Linked DNA regions of Homo sapiens: region 2 is linked to region 1. Evidence: read pairs that join two places in POLR2A ChIA-PET (ENCODE). Cell type or tissue: IMR-90. All regions are shown on one strand. Links, peaks and the distances in the headings refer to the core of each region. The heading gives the core; the rest is flanking DNA.

Region 1 (8,333 bases), core at 152-8,151:
GTAAGTGTTCCCCTTTCTCTGCAGCAGTGCCAACATCTGTTGTTTTTTGACTTTTTAGTAATAGCCATTCTCACTGGTGTGAGATGGTACCTCATTGTGGTTTTGATTTGCATTTCTCTGATAATGATGTGGAGCATTTTTTCATGTTTGTTGGTCACCTGTATGTCTTCTTTTGAGAAATACCTGTTCACATCTTTTGCCCATTTTAAAAAATGAGATTGTCTGTTTTTTGCTTGTTCAATGTTTCAGTTCCTTGTAGATCTTAGTTCCTTGTAGATCTGTTGTCAGATACATAGTTTTTGAATATTTTCTCCCATTTTGTAGGTTGTCTGTTTACTCTGTTGATCGTTTCTTTTGCTATGAAGAAACTCTTTAGTATAATTAGGTTCCACTAGTTTAATTTTTGTTTTCATTGCAATTACTTTTGGGAACTTAGCCAAAAATTATTTGCCAAGGCCAATGGGTAGGGCCTTGCCAAAAACCTAGGGTATTTTGTAGGTTTTCTTCTAGGATTTTTATATCTGAGGTCTTACATTTAAATATTTAATCCATCTTGAGTTATTTTTGTATACATTGAAAGATAGGGATCCAGTTTTATTCTTCTGTATGTGGCTAGCCAGCTATACCAGCATCCTTCATTGAATAGGGAGTCCTTTCCGCATTGCTTATTTTTGTCAACTTTGTTGAAGATTAGATAGCTGTATGTCTGTGGCTTTAATTTTGAGTTTTCTGTTCTGTTCTGTTTGCTATGTGTTTGTTTTTATACCAAACCATGCTGTTTTGGTTACTGTAGCCTTTCAGTGTAGTTTGAAGTTGGGTAATGTGATGCCTCTGGCTTTGTTCTTTTTGCTTAGGATTGCTTTGGCTATTCACAATCTTTTGGTTCCATATGAATTTTAGAATAGTTTTATTCCAATTCTGTGAATAATGTTGGTAGTTCGATAGTAATCACATTGAATCTATAGATTGCTTTGGGCAGTATGGTCATTTTAACAATATCGATTCTTCCAATCTGAGCGTGGAATGTTTTTCCATTTGTGTCATCTATGATTTCATTTAGCAGTGTTTTGTAGTTTTCCTTGTAGAGATCTTTCACCTCCTTGGTTAGATGTATTCTTAGGTATTTTTATTTTTTGATGGCTACTGCAAATGGGATTGTGTTCTTGATTTGTTTCTCAGCTTGAATATTATTGATATATAGAAATGCTACTGATTTTTGTACATTGATTTTGTATACTGAAACTTTACTGAAGTTATCAATTCCAGGAGCCTTTTGGTGGAGTCTTTAGGGTTTTCTAGGTATAGAATCGTTGTGAAGAGTTAGTTTGACTTCTTTTCCTATTTGGATGCCTTTTATTTCTTTCTCTTGCCTGATTGCTCTTGCTGGCACTTCCAGTACTATGTGGAATAGGGGTGGTGAGAGTAGGCATCCTTGTCTTGTTCTAGTCCTCAAGGGGAATGCTTCCGGTTTTTGCCCATTCCGCATGATTTTGGCTGTGGATTGGTCATAAATGGCTGTTACTATTTTGAGGTATGTTCCTTCAATGCCTAGTTTCTTGAGGGTTTTTATCATGAAGGAATGTGGATTTTATGGAAAGCTTTTTCCATGTCTGTTAAGATGATCATATGGTTTTTGTTTTTAATTCTGTTTATGTGGTGAATCACATTGACTGATTTGCATATGTTGAACCAACCTTGCATCTCAGGAGTGAAGCCTGTTTGATCATGGTGAATTAACTTTTTGATGTGCTGTGGAATTTGGTTTGCCAGTACTTTGTTGAGAACATATTGCGTTTATGGTCACACATTGTCAGGTCTCTTTAACCTTTCATCTGGAGTGGTTATTCAGCCTATGTCTTTTATGACATTGATGTTTTCTTGAAGACCAGGTCAGGATGTAGAATATTCCAATTCAGTTTAGGTTTGTCAGATGACTGTCTGCTTCTCATTGGTGATGTTAACTTTGATTTCCTGGCCAAAATCTTGTCTGGTTACTGCACTGTATAGTTACCATTTTCCCTTATAACTAATAATCGATCTGTGGGAAGACACTTTGAAGTGCAAATATTCTGCTTCTCCTCAAAATCTACACCCCACCCCTCCTGCTGAATTTAGTGTCTGTTGATGAGTCCTGCCTCAGCCAGTCTTTACTGCATGGTCAGAACATGGTGATTTTCCAGTGCTGCTACTTTCTGCATATTTCCCGCTTAGCGTTCTTCTCTGATTTTGAGTTTTCCCGCTTTCCCTCTCTCCTTTCTTCTTTTCTCCTCCTCTTCTGCTGCTGCTGCTGCTTTATCACTATAGCCTCATTGATTCCTGTTTTATTTAATGGGCTCAAATATATTATTGTCATTATTTGTTTTGTGCTCAAATTGTCCTAGGTTTAGCCAGTGAGATCTCCTTCAGGCTTGTCTCCTGTCTGCTTTTCATGTGCCACCATCATTACTTTCAATACTTCTTTATTTTCTGGCATAAACAAGATGTTCCAGGCTTACCTTTTACCTTCCCTGACCTAGTCCTGGCATCAGCTGTTTTGCTAAGGAACTCTGGTTCCTTTAAGTGGGGAATGGTATTTAAAAACCAAGATCTAGGCACTGACTATGCCTAACACTACTGGAGTGTCATTGTCTCCAGGCTCCTTCAAATCTAGGATAGATATGTACACACATACACATATATCCCCTATCCATCCCAGCTGTGAAATATACAAGTATGTATGCATACACATACACATTCAGAGTTACACATACATATTTGAAAATGTATGTGTGTCTGTGTCTCTTTGTGTATGTATATATGTGTCATGAGTGTCCCTACTCCCATATTTGGATCTCCCCTATGTTTAGAACTCTGACTTCCAGCATTATTTCACATTTACTCAGTCTCAATCCTATACTGTATATAGAAGATTGTTTCAAAATTGGTACACCCATACTGCTGTGAGAAACAAGTCTAAGTGAAAGAGTTCACAATTAGTTTGCAGTTCTTTTTCTTCTATGCTGAGGACATATAGTCAATATACTTTGTTCAACAATTACTAGGATTAGTGCTTTCCCACATCAGTGTGGTTCTGAATTTGGGTTCATCAGCAGTTTTCTTAGGATTTATTTGCAATACAGTTTGGCTCGTTTGCTTTCAATTTGGTTTTTGTTCCCCTCATCCTTGTTTTTTGATTCTGTAGTTTATGAATATGCTTCCAAAATTAAATGTTATACAAAAAAAATACCGAGAAAAGTGTCACTTCTGTATCCCTTTCACTCTATCTCCTCCGCCATTCCCCAGAAGGTAAACAATTTTATATTTTTCTGATTTTTCCTTCCTATGTTTTTTTTTGGCAAAAATAAACAAATGCATGTATGTTTCCTAGTTTCCTCTTCTTTCTTACATAGTGCTAGTATATATTATGTATTCTTTTGAGCCTTGCTTTTTCCACCTGACAATATATTCTAGAAATCACTCCATATCAGTTCATAGAGATTGTTCGATTGTTCCATCCTTCTTTACAGCAGGAAATTACTCCATTGTATATATGTAACATAGTTTTTTTTTTTCAACCAATTTCCTGTGTTTGAGAATTTAGGTAGTTTTCAATATTATGATGTAATGAATAAACTTGTATGTATGTATATTCTTGTGGGAGGTGTATCTTTAGGGTAATTTTTTTAGAAAAGTAAGATTGCTGGATCAACTAAGTGAATATGTAGTGTTGTTAGTATTGCTGAATTCCTCTTCCTAGGGGTTATATAATATGCATTCCCACTCATGATGTATGAACATACCTATTTCCTTCCTGCTTTGCCAACAGAATGTATTGTTGGGATTTTGAATTTTTGCCAATCTGATGGATGGGACATAGTATCGTAGGGAAGTCTTAATTTACACTTCTCTGTGTGTAAAGTTGAACATTTTTTTTCATAGGTTTCAGAGGCATTTTAATGTCTTCTTGGTGAATTGTCTATTTATATCGTTGATTGTCTTTCTATAGGATTTTTTGAGGTCTTTTTTTTTTTTAAAGGTGTATTGGCTCCTTACCAGTGATACATGTAATATTCTTCAAGTTGCAAATATTTTCTCCAAGTTTGATGTTTGTCTTTTGATTTTGCTTGTGGTGGTTTTTTTTGGCTCTGAAAATTTTTAAAATTATAGTTATCAGTTTTAAAATTTGATTTCATTTGGAATTTGATTCATAATTAGAAAGCTTTTCTATACCAAGGTTATAGAAGAATTCACTCATGTTTTTCTCTTAGTACTACTGTAGTTTAATTTTCTACGCTTAGATCTCTAGTCTATTTGGAATTTATTTTTGCATAGATGTGAGGAATGGATCTAGTTGTATTTTCTCAAATGTCTATCCATACCAACACCACTTATTATAAGATCATCTTTGCTTGAGTGATTTGAGATATCATTGTTATCATATGCTAGATTTCCACATGTAGTTGGGCTTATTTCTGGTCTTTGGATTCGATTCCACTGGTCTGTCTCTTTGTGTGCTATTACCATACCTTTAATTATAGAGGCTTTGTAATATTTAAAAATACCTGGTAGGGCTGGTTCCTTCCTTAGAGCTTTGCATTTTCAGTGTTTTCCCGCCTACCAATTCTTGCAAATTAATTTTTCCATATGAACCTTACTATCAACTTGTCTGGCTACAGAAAAAAGCCATTTAGAATTTTTAAGGCATCATATTAAGTTTATAAATTAACTGAGTAATTTTATAACTGTTTATAAATTAAATTTATATCATTAATTTAATGATGAGACATCCTGACTATGAACAAGGGGTATCTTTTGCATTTATTCAAGTCAACTTTTATGGTTTTTAGGAGGGTGTTATGGTTTTCTTTGTATAGGTTTTCAACATTTCTTGTTAGATTTATTTCTGAGTATTTTATTATTTTCATTGCTATTATAAATGGAAGTTTCTTTTCTGTTTACATCTTATAATTAGTTATTATTTGTGCCTATAAAGGCCACTGACTTTTAGTGTTTATTTTATGTCCTACTGACTTGCTGAATATTTTACTGTTTGAGTTAGTTCAGTGGCTCTCAGTATATGGTTTGGGTACCCTTGGGGGTTCCTGAGATTTTACTAGTGAATTCACAAGGTCAAAACCATTTTCATGTTACTAAGACTCTCATATTTATGATACTAAGACATAATTTTCCCTTTTAACTTTCATTCTCAAGTGTACAGTGGAGTTTTCTGGAGGCTATGTAATGTGTGCTATCATAATAGATTGACTACAGAAACATGAAAATCCAGCCGTTTTCTATTAAGCTCAACAATAAAGAAATATTTAAAAATGTAAAATGTTGTCATTCTTCTCACTGAAAGTTTTTGTTTATGGTTATTTTTCAAAAATATGCATTTATATTCTTACTTTAAAATTAATATTTAACATTTTCTCAGCTTTAGTTTCTAATCTGTAAATATCAATAGATATAACCCACATAAACAAAAGCTCTTTGAGGTCCTTGATTTTTAAGAGTGTAAAGGAATTTTGAGAATAAATGTTTTGAGAACTTGTGAGTTTTATCATTTATTCTTTAGGATTTCTTGATAAATTACTGTGTCCTCTGCAATAGAGTTAGTTTTTTGTCTTCTTTTCTAATCCTCAAGCCTCCTTTTGTTTTCTCTTGTCTATGTTAGCTAATACTTCCAGCACAATGTTAATAGCGGAAAAGTGCCTTGTTCTTTCCTTTTGTGGGAATACCTCTAGTGTTTCCATATTAAGTAGGATGCTGAGGTGCTGATTGTATTGTTTTATTTACTGAGTTTCTTTCTCTATTTGATGTATTTTCATTGTTGTCTAAAAATTCTTTTGGCATTTAGAAAGGCTTATGTTTTTGATCTAGTGGTTGCCATCATATTTATACCTTTTATAGTGCCCTTAATTCTCCCCTTTCTTAAACTTTTACTATCTAGTCTGTCAGTTTTACATGATATCCTTTGACTCTCACCTGTTACCTAAACGACAATCAATGGTCATATTTTGCTTTCTCCTTTGGTACTATTTTAAGATTACATTCTTTCTACTTTGTCAGAACATGTCATATTTACAGAATCTTCTGATACCATGACCCCACCCTAGTTTTAATCTTAGCTCTGTAATTAAATGTATTAAATGATTATCGGTTCTTTTGCAGAAGCTCCCCCAGTTATCACTTGGTTGGATGAAGGATGGATATAAAATCCCTACTCACTATAAAATCCCTACTCACTGCCAGGAAGTACCTTCCTGGCAGCCAGTACTGTGAACTAAGTTTCAGACTCATGTTCATTATTTTGCATTTAGTGCTATACTTTTTACCTCTCTGGGGTGATTCAGAGTTTCTTGAAAATGCTGTTCCACTCTTACCCAATTCCGTGTGTTGTTCTTAGAAAGCCTGAGGTCAGCCTACATTTTTTATCAGAATAAAATTTGACCTTTTTGCCTGAAAGTCATGAAGATTTTTTATTTGTCATAAAAATCTAGTAGTTTTACTAGGATATGTTTCAGAGTTGTTCATTCTAGATCATTTCTCCAAGCCACACAGTGGACCTTTTCATTATGTTGATTTAGGATTTATCTTATTTCTGGAAAGTTTTCTTGGGTTATATTTCAAAATATTTCTATTTTATTGTTTTATTTTTCTTCTTCATGGACTCCAATTATACATAGGTTAGCTCATCTTTGCCTGCCTTCCATTTCAACCACTTTCGCTGATTTTTTTTAACCTCGTTCTCAATTCATTTTCATTTGGTTTTTGTTTTACTACCTTTGTAAATGCTCCCTATTAAATTTTCATTTGAACTTATTCTCTCTTGGGCACATTGTAATTTGTTCTTCATTTCTGAAATAGTTTTGGTCTTTTTCTTAAATTTATTTCCTGAAATTGATCAACTCCCATTGCATTTCTTCCTGATTTTAAAAGGTTCTCTTCTAAGTTTTAAATCTCTGATTCTAGTTTTTTTAAACAATATTCAAATACTTATTTTATAATATTTAACTCAGTTTGGAATGTTACATGACAGTTTACTTCTGCTTCATGGTTGATTTTCTTTGTGGGGGAGAATTTTAATTAGTTGAAATGTTTTGGTGCATATTTTATCTTTAAAAAAAAAAATCAGCTCCACTGATTAGCCGAGGAATACTAATAACAATGTGGAGTTAGTACGAGTTTTCCCTTTATTCCTAGGCATTTTGTGGTGAGTGCCTATTTCAAGAGTGCCCTCTTCTGTCAATATGATGAAGTGCAGTTTATTGAATGAATAGAGGGAGTAGGAGGGCTTGTCTTGTTTTCTGTCTTTTTTTTCCCCTGCAGTATGCTTAATTTCTTCTTTTTCTTTACTGCCATATCTCTAAGAGACACCTATTTTCTATTTATTTTCTTCTCTTCCCAAAAGCAGTGCTTCTCTGACATTGTCACTTCTGACCCTACTCACTTTCAAGTACCTTCCTGACGGCCATTACTGTAAACTACGAAGTTCCAGACTTATGTTCATTATTTTGCATTTAGTGCTGTACTGTACCTCTCTGGGGTGATTCTGTTTGTCTTGTTTGTTCTCTCTCCTCCTTTTGTTTCCATGGAATTTCTTAAGACTCCCGTTTCCTGCCTTCTACACCTACAGATTTCCAGTAATGGTAGGTGCTTTGTTAGAATTTGGTACTTCTCTACTGAAATGTAATTTGGAATTCATAGTATTATGTGACTCCTAGTAATGACAAAGACATGAGTCATACATAGATTTTATTTTTGCTTGTTGTTTTTTCCCCTTTGTTGATGTTAATTTTTTTTTTTAAGCTGTTTGAAGTGGTTTGGATTTAGGAAGCCACCATTACCTTTCAGACTTATTGCTCTTTAAACAGTGAAAACATTGGTTTTCAAAGGAATCTTTGTCATTTCAACAAATGCTTTAAAAATTACTTGGATTAATATAGTTGGTGTTGGTAAGACCACCGAATGTGTTGATCATGTTTTCACTTATTTTCAGTGGGAGAAATGCCCCCTGGTGGAAGATTTTAGAAATCTTTTCCTACAGGAGAGGATGCAAACCTCTCTTGGGAGAGAGGAGGCCCTTATGGAAAGAGAATTGTTTCTCTTTTAAAAAATAATTTTAATTTTAATTTTTAATTTTTATTTTAAAATTTTATTTTTTTAGGTTCGAGTGTACATGTGCAGGTTTGTTACATAGGTAAACTCATGCCGTGGAGGTTTGTTGTACAGATTATTTCATCGCCCAGGTACTAAGCCCCAGTAGTACCCAATAGTTATCTTTTCTGCTCCTCTCCCTCCTCCCACCCTCCACCCTCAAGTAGACCCCAGTGTCTGTCGTTTCCGCCTTTGTG
Region 2 (8,333 bases), core at 63-8,062, 73 kb before region 1:
GTGACAGAGTTTAATTCTCCCCATTCCTTGGTTCCCTTAAGTAGAGTTAGTTCTGTTCTCAGTCCCCATATGGTTAAAAGATGGCTGCCGCAGCTCTATCCCTACATCCTATCTTACTCGATCCAGTGGGATAGGTTGAGAATCTCTATCCTAGCATTCCTAGTAGAGGACTGTGGCTCACTCTGATTGGATTGGCATGGTCATGTGCCCTCCTCTGAACTAATTACTTGGCCAGGGGAATGCCATGTACTGATTGGCCTAGATGTGGGACTTGTGCTTCAAGTGTATTGAGATGTGGGAGAGATGGATTCTCCAACAAAATTAGAGCTTTTGCTAGAAGGGAAGATGGATATGGGGAGAAATATAAGTATATTCATCATAGATAGCAATGTATATTTTAGAAAATCTGCGCATTAGTGCATCAATTCTAGGTTCCTTCAGGCTGAAAGGATATTTTCCTCTTTGCTTGTCTACCTGAGCTCCCACGGACCCATATGTGTAGTCTCGTAGTATGTATCTAGCTGCAGCCATATTGCCCCACAGATGCCAGCTTCCTGGCTTGACTGGGACTGGCTGTTGGCACTGGGCTCTGCAGTGCTGTCTGGCTTAAACAGCTCTGAATCTGCATGTGAGATTCATGGGTTGTCAATTTCGGGGTCATTTGTTCCAGATGTCCAGATGAGAAAACCAAGGCCCAGAGAGGTGAAGGCACAGCCAGTTGGTGTCAGAGCCAGGATCAGAACCAGGTGTCCTGGCCACTGCCTGAGCTCTCTTCCTTATACCTTCCCCGACTCCCTGATACCATTTCTACTTTGAGAAGAGATGTTAGAGCCATAAACAAAGACAGGAGGTATATGCAGGAGGATAGAGGACTCATGATGGGAGCTCCAGTAGCAGAATGAAACCCTGTGGGACCATTCTGTCTCCAAGGGCGACCCTGAGCCTTCCTGCCCTCAGGTGCCCAGCTCAGCCTCTGCAGCAGACCTCTGGTTTCTAGAAAGTCATCAGTTATTTTGACCAGCCTTTGCATTTCTCTTCTGTGAACTGAGTGATTAGGGTCTCTAAGAGCAACCATTATCTGCACATCTTGGGAATGCATGTTTTTCACACATGCAGCCCTTCCAGAAAGATTTAGCCTGGGGATGAAGCAGACGGGTTCTACACTGAGGGCAGATACCAATCATTTTTACAATTGTTTGCAACAGGAGAGGAAACATGAGCTTAACAGTTCTGTTGTGGATGGATTTGGGGGAGAAACACGAATGAATTGTCAACAGGATGGCTTCTGCTTTTATCCTGGGATTTGCTGCCGTTCCCTGCAATCCGGCTGCTCTGTGCAGAGCCCCAGGATTTACAGACATTCTTTGCAGGTGGGGGCTTATTGTGAGGTGCAGCCTCGGGCTGGGCCGGCATCTGTGGAAGAAAATCTGTCAGTTGTGTCGAGGAAGGGAGCACACTCCTTAGGGTGGAATTTGGAACAGCCCCCTGTACTACTTCCACTTGGGGGAGGTACCCGAGCAAGGGGCTCAGACCTTAGCGGGCACATACTGGCTTCCTGAGTTGGTGTAAGCCTCCCTAATGTTTTCAAAAGCCCTAGACAGCAGTAACTGAGAGGAACAGCCTTTTCAGACTCCTGCCAGGAAAAAAAAATCATGCTCAGAAATCCATTTGTGGGGAGTTTGAAGTTTGAAGCCCTCCAGCTGCAGACGGGCAGCTTGGGTGGTCGGGCGGGGTGGGGTGGGTGTCCTCGAGTGGAAGGAGAGTGTCGCGTGGGACAGCTAGGGAGTGTGACTAGGAGAGTAGCAGTTTATTTCATAGCAACAGTGGAGTTGGCATTTGACAGACCTAGGTTCAAGTCTTGGCTCTGGCCTGAGCCAACTGCAAGATCTTAGGCAAGTGACTTAGCCTCTCCAGATCTGTTTACTTATCTGTAAAATGGAGACAATAATACCTCATTGGTTGTGAAGAAGATTAAATGAGACTATGTATGTAAAGCTCTTGGCACAGTGCTTGATACAATTAGTGGAAGTGGGGGTTACTGATATTATTATACCAAAGAGATCCCAAAGAAACACAATCCGTGCAAAACTGTGTTCTCTATGCAAATGCAGCCTCCAGACAAGTTCCTAGCCCTACTTCTAAGCAGATGGCCACCTTCAAGCCTCTGTTTATGGAAATTCTGGTGCCATCATGGATTAATGTTGGCGCAGACAATAACATTTCAAAATAATTTGCCACTTTTTAACTGTCTGGCAGATCTGGGTGGAAAAGGACCCTGGATCTATGGTGCATGCTTCTTGGTTCAGGAGAAGAAGGCAGATTGGTAGCTGGTTACATATACCTGAGTAGTAAAAGATGGCACAGGCTGAAAGACCATAGGGAAAAGCAGAAATTGGGGCCCAGAATGGTTTCCCATACCCTACCCCAATAATAATTAGAAAAGGCAGCCAAGGGGAGGAAAATCATTGAGGGCCATCCTTGGGTTTGTATGAGCCTTTGCCATTTTTGTATTCTTGACATGGTTGCTGCCCCTCAGCTGACAGTTCTACCCCCATTTTACAGAAAAGAGATGGCTAAATCGTTTATTCCAGGTTTCACGGCTAGGAAGAAACAGAGCTGAGGCTCAAATTCAGGCCTGTGCCCCGCCCTCTCCAAATACACTCTTTCAGAAACATGCCATGTCCAGGAATGCCAGGTGGATGGAGGGGTGTCCACATGTTAACATTCAGGCATCGAGAGGCTAAGAGATCTCAGTTGGGCGTGGTGACCTGGGCGTTCTTAGAAGATGAAGAAAAGTGCCTGGCAGTTTGGGGTCCCACATGGCCTGGGCATTGCAGGGCCCTGTGTGTCTGTTAGTGCCTGTGGTCCCTACTGCAGCAGGCAGTACTCGAGAGGAGGCACAATTGCTCTAGGAGACCTTTTCCAGCCAATCTCATTCCCACATTCCCTGGGCTGCCACCCTGCCCCACCTTAGGTGGATGAGACGCTGGTGGTCTTTTGTGGTGATGGGGTGCAGGGGTGTTGGGGGAATTCAGGGAGTTGGGATGTGGAGAAGCCGCCTTGGATGAGCACACTGGGGTGGTGGCAAGCTCCTTTCCCGCTTAGTGGCTCCTCTTGGCCACCACATGGGGACAAGTCCCACTGTTACCACTCTCTCTATTTTGGCAGCCTCCGCTTCATGGTACCTATTATGGTTGCAATATTGCTGTCGTTGTCTGGCTGTTTGGTTAACAGTAGTTCCCACACTAGAATGTGAGTGCCGTGAGGCCAGGGCTTGCATTCAGTACTATACCCTTAGAACCTAACACCATGCTTGGTACTCCTTGTTTAATTTATTCTTTCATTCTCTTGATGTTCATATACTGAGTGCCGCTTGTTTTGTTTTTGTTTCATGCTGGGTGCTGTGTTGGGAATGGGGTGCAGTGGTGAGCCCTGCATTCACATCCCCACTCTTTTGGAGTTTAGTCTAGTGGTATCCTGGGAGCTCAAGTGTGCTTGCTGAGTGAGTGAGTGGTTCTGTAAGTGGTCCAGGAGGCCGCCTGGTCAGGACATGGTCACTGAGGCGGAGCCTCTGTTAGCTTTCCTGGGCAGTGGGCGGCGGGACTCCAGGGCTCCCCTCCTGAAGGTGTTCAGGACCAGTGCTCTGTTTCCCTCTGATGAAGGGGGCTGGCGGGGAGCCCAGGGCTCACCAGTCCGACCTGTTGGGGTTTCAGATTTGTTCCATCTGAGCAGTCGATTAATTAGTAACTGGAGCTACCCATCATCCCTGGCTCTTGTGTGAGTTGCTGGGTGCCCCTCTTTCTTCCTTTCCATTTGCTCAAATTGAGCAGCCTGATTCTGTGATATCATTTGAAATGTGGCCAAGAAGCAATTAATGTGCTGTTTGCTGACAAAGATTTGCCGCGGCTGCAGGGGCTGGGGATGGGAAGGCCTGCACAGGATTGAGGAGATGAGAGAGCAAACAAAGGTAGGGGAGGAGGTGCTGCTACTGGTCTTTGCAAGGGTGCCAAGCCCAGGCGGGAGTGGTTCTTCTTTCCTTGAACCTTCTCTCACCCTTCCCTGCCCAGACCCGAGTGCTGCCTGCAGGGAAGGGCCTGGGGGATGGAATGGAATGGGTTTCCTGTGGCCTCTTACGATGACAATTCTGATGGCAGCTGCCAGTTACTGAGCCCTTATCTTGTACGGAGTGTGCTGGGGTCATCCCATTCGATCCTTACAGCAACCCTGAGGGAGATGTGTCATAGGCCCATTTTATAGGCAAGGGCACTAGAAATGACAGGACTGGCCCCAGGTGACCCAGTCAGTGGTGGGGTGGGATCTGAGAGACTGGAAAAGCCTGCCTGTTCAGGCAGGTGCCTAGCAGGGATGGGAAGGGTCAGCCCCTGGGCCCCTGGTCAGGTCATGGTGACTTGTGTGGGGATGAGGGGCTAGATAAATGGCAGCATTGTGTAATTGATGGCTGCCTCTAGAGGGTGGTTAATAAGAACCAGGTGGGGTGGTGCTGACCCAACCCAGTAGATGGGGCAGAGGCCCTGGACAGAATGAGGGGCTGTGGTACGCCTGTCCCCACCCTGCGTGGTTGATGCCGTGGTGGGGCCTGGGGAGTCTTTCAAAAACCCCTGCAGAGGGAGCTTGTCTGATCCAAAGAGGGGGTGCCCATCCTCTATCTCAGTGGCTTGGGCACCTTGTGCTCTGCTTTTCATCTTTCTGAATGGCTTTTCGGGCCAGCCTGTGAGGAGTCCTGCCTGCCCTGACTGTTGACTCATCCTGGGTGGAATTATGTACAGAAATTAGTCAACAGAGGCCATTCCCGGGACCACAGGCAGCTGGCTGCAGGCATTGCGCAGGCGCCGTGCCTGCTGGGAGTGTCTTTTCGGACACAGAGCATGGGCTTCGTGGGTGCGCTTCCAGGGCTGGGATTTCTGCTCATTGCAGAGCCACATAGTTGGAGGCTGATGGCCTAGCCCATTGCCCCATGCCTAGTCTCATAGAACCTGGGTGGGACAGTGAGCTCTGGTCTCTTCCAGCATGCCAGGGAGAAGTGGAGACCCTTGGACTGGAAGTGCTGGCCCCTCCTCACTCAGCCCCTTTCCAAGTACCTCATTGCCAAGCACAGTGTGGGGAACTGAGGATTCGGGGAAAATAGCACATGGGTAAGTTGTCAGCGATCTTGGGGTAGGGGTGGGAATAATCTAACATAAATTGATGTAGGCAGGAGAAGCACTGTCCCATAAGCAGATCTGTGTGTTGATTTCCTTAAAGTAATACAGACATATGGTGAAACTGTCACAGAGTAGATATTACAAAAGGGTATGTGGTGATGAGTGCACCCCCCACCTGTTTCCAGCCATCAGTGTCCCTTCCCAGAGGCAACCACTGTCACTGGTACATCAGCTGTGCCCTCCCAGAGACGTGCTCATTCAAGCACTTAGGGGTCAGTGCTTAAGCGTATATTCCATGCACCCAGACTTTTGCTTTTGTGTACATGCTGAGCTGTCCTGTTATTTCCTTTCAACATTTGGTATATCTTGGCATTCATTTCATATCATCTTATACAGAGCCACCACGTTCCTGTTAACAGCTATATATTAGTCCATTGTATAGATGGACCATACAAGGTTGTTTTTTTTTTTTTTTTTTTTGAGATGGAGTCTCGCTTTGTCCCCCAGGCTAGAGTGTAGTGGCCCAATCTTGGCTCACTGCAACCTCCACCTCCCAGGTTCAAGTGATTCTCCTGCCTCAGCCTCCCAAGTAGTTGGGACTACAGGTGCATGCCACCACGCCCGGCTAAGTTTTTGTATTTTTAGTAGATAGGGGGTTTTTACCATATTAGCTAGGGTGGTCTCGATCTCCTGACCTCATGATCCTCCCACCCTGGCCTCCATATGAGTTTTTGACCAGTGCCCTATTGATGGGCTTTTTGGCTGCTTTCTGTCTTTTGCTATAATAAATAATGCTGCTTGCTGCAGCAAATGTCTCAGTAACCATATGCACCTGGGAGAGATTCCTAGAGGTGGAAATGCTGGTCAAAGTGTATATGCACATTTAAATTGGTTTGATTCTATCCTATTGCCCTGCCAGGAGACTGAGGTGATTTCCTCCCTCACCAACGAGGTACGAGTGGCTTGTTTCCTCATATCTTCACCTACACAAAGTGCTATCAGACTCGTGGATCTTTGCCAATCTGATAGATGACAAATGGTATCTCATTGTGGTTTTGTTTTGCATTGATTTGGTTGTGCGTGGCTCGGTGCAGCTTGCGTGGTGAACACATGTGCCGTCCCCGAGGCGGGTTCAGAAGGAGTGCTGTGTGACTGGCTTGCAAGGCAGGTCGGCACTCTCCAGAGGGCTCTCACCAGTACACATGCACTCAGTGACATGTGCTGAGCGACAGGAAGGGGCAAGGAGACCAAAGGCTGGGTGAGGAGAAGCTACTGCCTGGAGTGCTGGGGAGGACGTGGCTGTGATTTCACTTGTCCATGGTGACAGAGAAACAGAGTAGCCCCCAGACCAAGGGAAGAAAGTGAGGCAGCCTTCTCCCTGCCGTGCCTGGAGGGGAGTCCCACCTGCAGCCAGGGGGATAGATGCTGCATTGTGTCTCAGAGCGTTCTCACCCTTGGGACTCCAGCTAGGGCAGCTGCTTGTGGAACACGACTCCTTTCTGAGTTGTTGGGCTCCAGGCCTGGGCATCCTCGCAGCCCACAGCGTTCTGTGCTGCAGTGCCTACAGGGTGGTACACCTCCTTGGTGTCAGCCCGATGTATGGACCTGCTCTCCCTGTTCCTGGCCTAGTGAGCCATCTCATTAAGAGCTGTCTGTTCTCTATGCTCTGCCTCCTTCCCTTTGTTCCCCATGCCCCAGTGCAAGGGCAGCCCCTCAGCACATCACCCGAGGCTCCTCTCTGACCTCCCTGGCTGCAGTCTCCCCCCAGCTCATCCTTCTTAACCACTACAGCTGCCTTGGCTAATTCCTTGCCCCTTCATGGCAGTTCTGGGTATTGCCCCTCCTGCCTAGCAGGAGAACAAAGGCCAGTAATGGTCACTTCTGTGAGTGGCCCCTGCCTCCTGCTCTGGTCTCCAAATCCAGTCTCCCTCCATATCTACCTACTCACCCTCCCCCAGACAGACTCTGTGCCTTTTGGCCTCTGTGGCCTTTGTTCAAGCTACTCACCTAGACTGGGATCTTTCTCCTCTCTCATTTTCCTCTCCACTGGAGACTGAGGTCACGGGCTCTGTGACGGAGCCATTCTCCAGTGACAGATTTGCTCTCTGCCCAGGGATTGCTCTGGGATCAGTGTCCACAGTTCCTGGAACTAGTAGAGGTGGTGGTTGTTGCAGCAATAATGGCCAATGTGTGTGGTGAGTGGCAGCGGTGAGACTCAGTAATGGGTCTGCCTGAGCACTGGTGCTTTTGGATGCTGGAGATCCAACCTCCCTCTGGAGCAAGGGTTGCCTCCCTACCTCACTCATCAGCTTTGTATGTCTTGCCTGCTGTTGCGGCCACAGCTCTTGGCATATACCCAGCACATGTGTGCACTCAGTAACTGGTGAGTGAATGGACAAGGGGATGATGAGAGCATCGAAGGTTCTGAGCAGGAGAGTGACAGATCAGAGAGAGTCACTGGTCCTGGGTGAGGAGGAACTAGAAATGAGGAATCCATTTCAAAGGCAGTGAGAGAGTCTGAGGGGAGGAGGGCCTGGGTCAGGGAGGACAGTGGGGGTAGGAAGGAGGGGCCCACTCCACCTGATGCCTCCCGGGCCTCTCTGTCCAAGTGCCAGGCACAGTTCTGTCCCAGGCTGGGCCTTCCTGAAGGCAGGGCTGCTGCTTCCCATTGGTGTGTCCTTCTGTAAAGCAGCTCACACAGGCTAGCAGACAGCAGGTGCTCAGGGGATGCTGGCCCAGAGCTGACCTGGGCCGTGACTCCTGTTGAGAACTGGGTGGAAAGGCATTCCCAGTGGGCACTCTGTCATCCTTCCCTCTCTTCAATCACAGGTGAGAGCCAGATAGAGAAAGACAGAGATGGTGGCTCTGTGGTTTGGAAGCTCCTCCCATATGGTGGACATGGAAAGTTGTTTAGTCTGTCTAATATGATGATGATGCCGATTACCATGAGCATCACTGAAGGTACTGTGTGTACAGAGCCTAGCCTGCAGTCTGGGTGTGGGGAGTGCTTAGCTAATAGAAGCTTTGTGATGGTGATGGTAGAAGTCATGCTGACAAAGGACAAATCAGAGTGAGGACAAGGCTCTGGATCAGCCCCCAGAGCACCTGCTCTGCCCAGCCCCTTTGGGGTTGCTGTGTGACCTCCAGCACCCAGCCACATTAGCAAAAGGC

What was found. Peaks named below come from ENCODE experiments on the same cell type or tissue, not always from the same donor. Only the 100,000 strongest peaks of a DNase experiment are listed, where the experiment ranks them.
Region 2: POLR2A ChIA-PET joins it to region 1 with 5 read pairs; 4 of 35 experiments call an interaction of 5 or more read pairs at or near these places.

What each region holds. Positions count from the first base shown.
Region 1 is chr5:135,196,526-135,204,858 of GRCh38, forward strand. All of the region lies in intron 3 of PITX1-AS1 (PITX1 antisense RNA 1), which reads left to right. Among named protein-coding and RNA genes, the nearest start is that of LINC02900, 47 kb to the right of the region's middle. In IMR-90, for the core only: CTCF peaks have their summits at 7,222 (motif pointing left) and 7,978 (motif pointing left); no DNase peak of the experiment used is centred there.
Region 2 is chr5:135,123,211-135,131,543 of GRCh38, forward strand. The region is part of intron 2 of PITX1-AS1 (PITX1 antisense RNA 1); the gene reads left to right. Among named protein-coding and RNA genes, the nearest start is that of EPIST, 87 kb to the left of the region's middle. In IMR-90, for the core only: no CTCF peak of the experiment used is centred there; a DNase peak (open chromatin) is centred at 4,801; H3K27ac peaks cover 1,068 bases.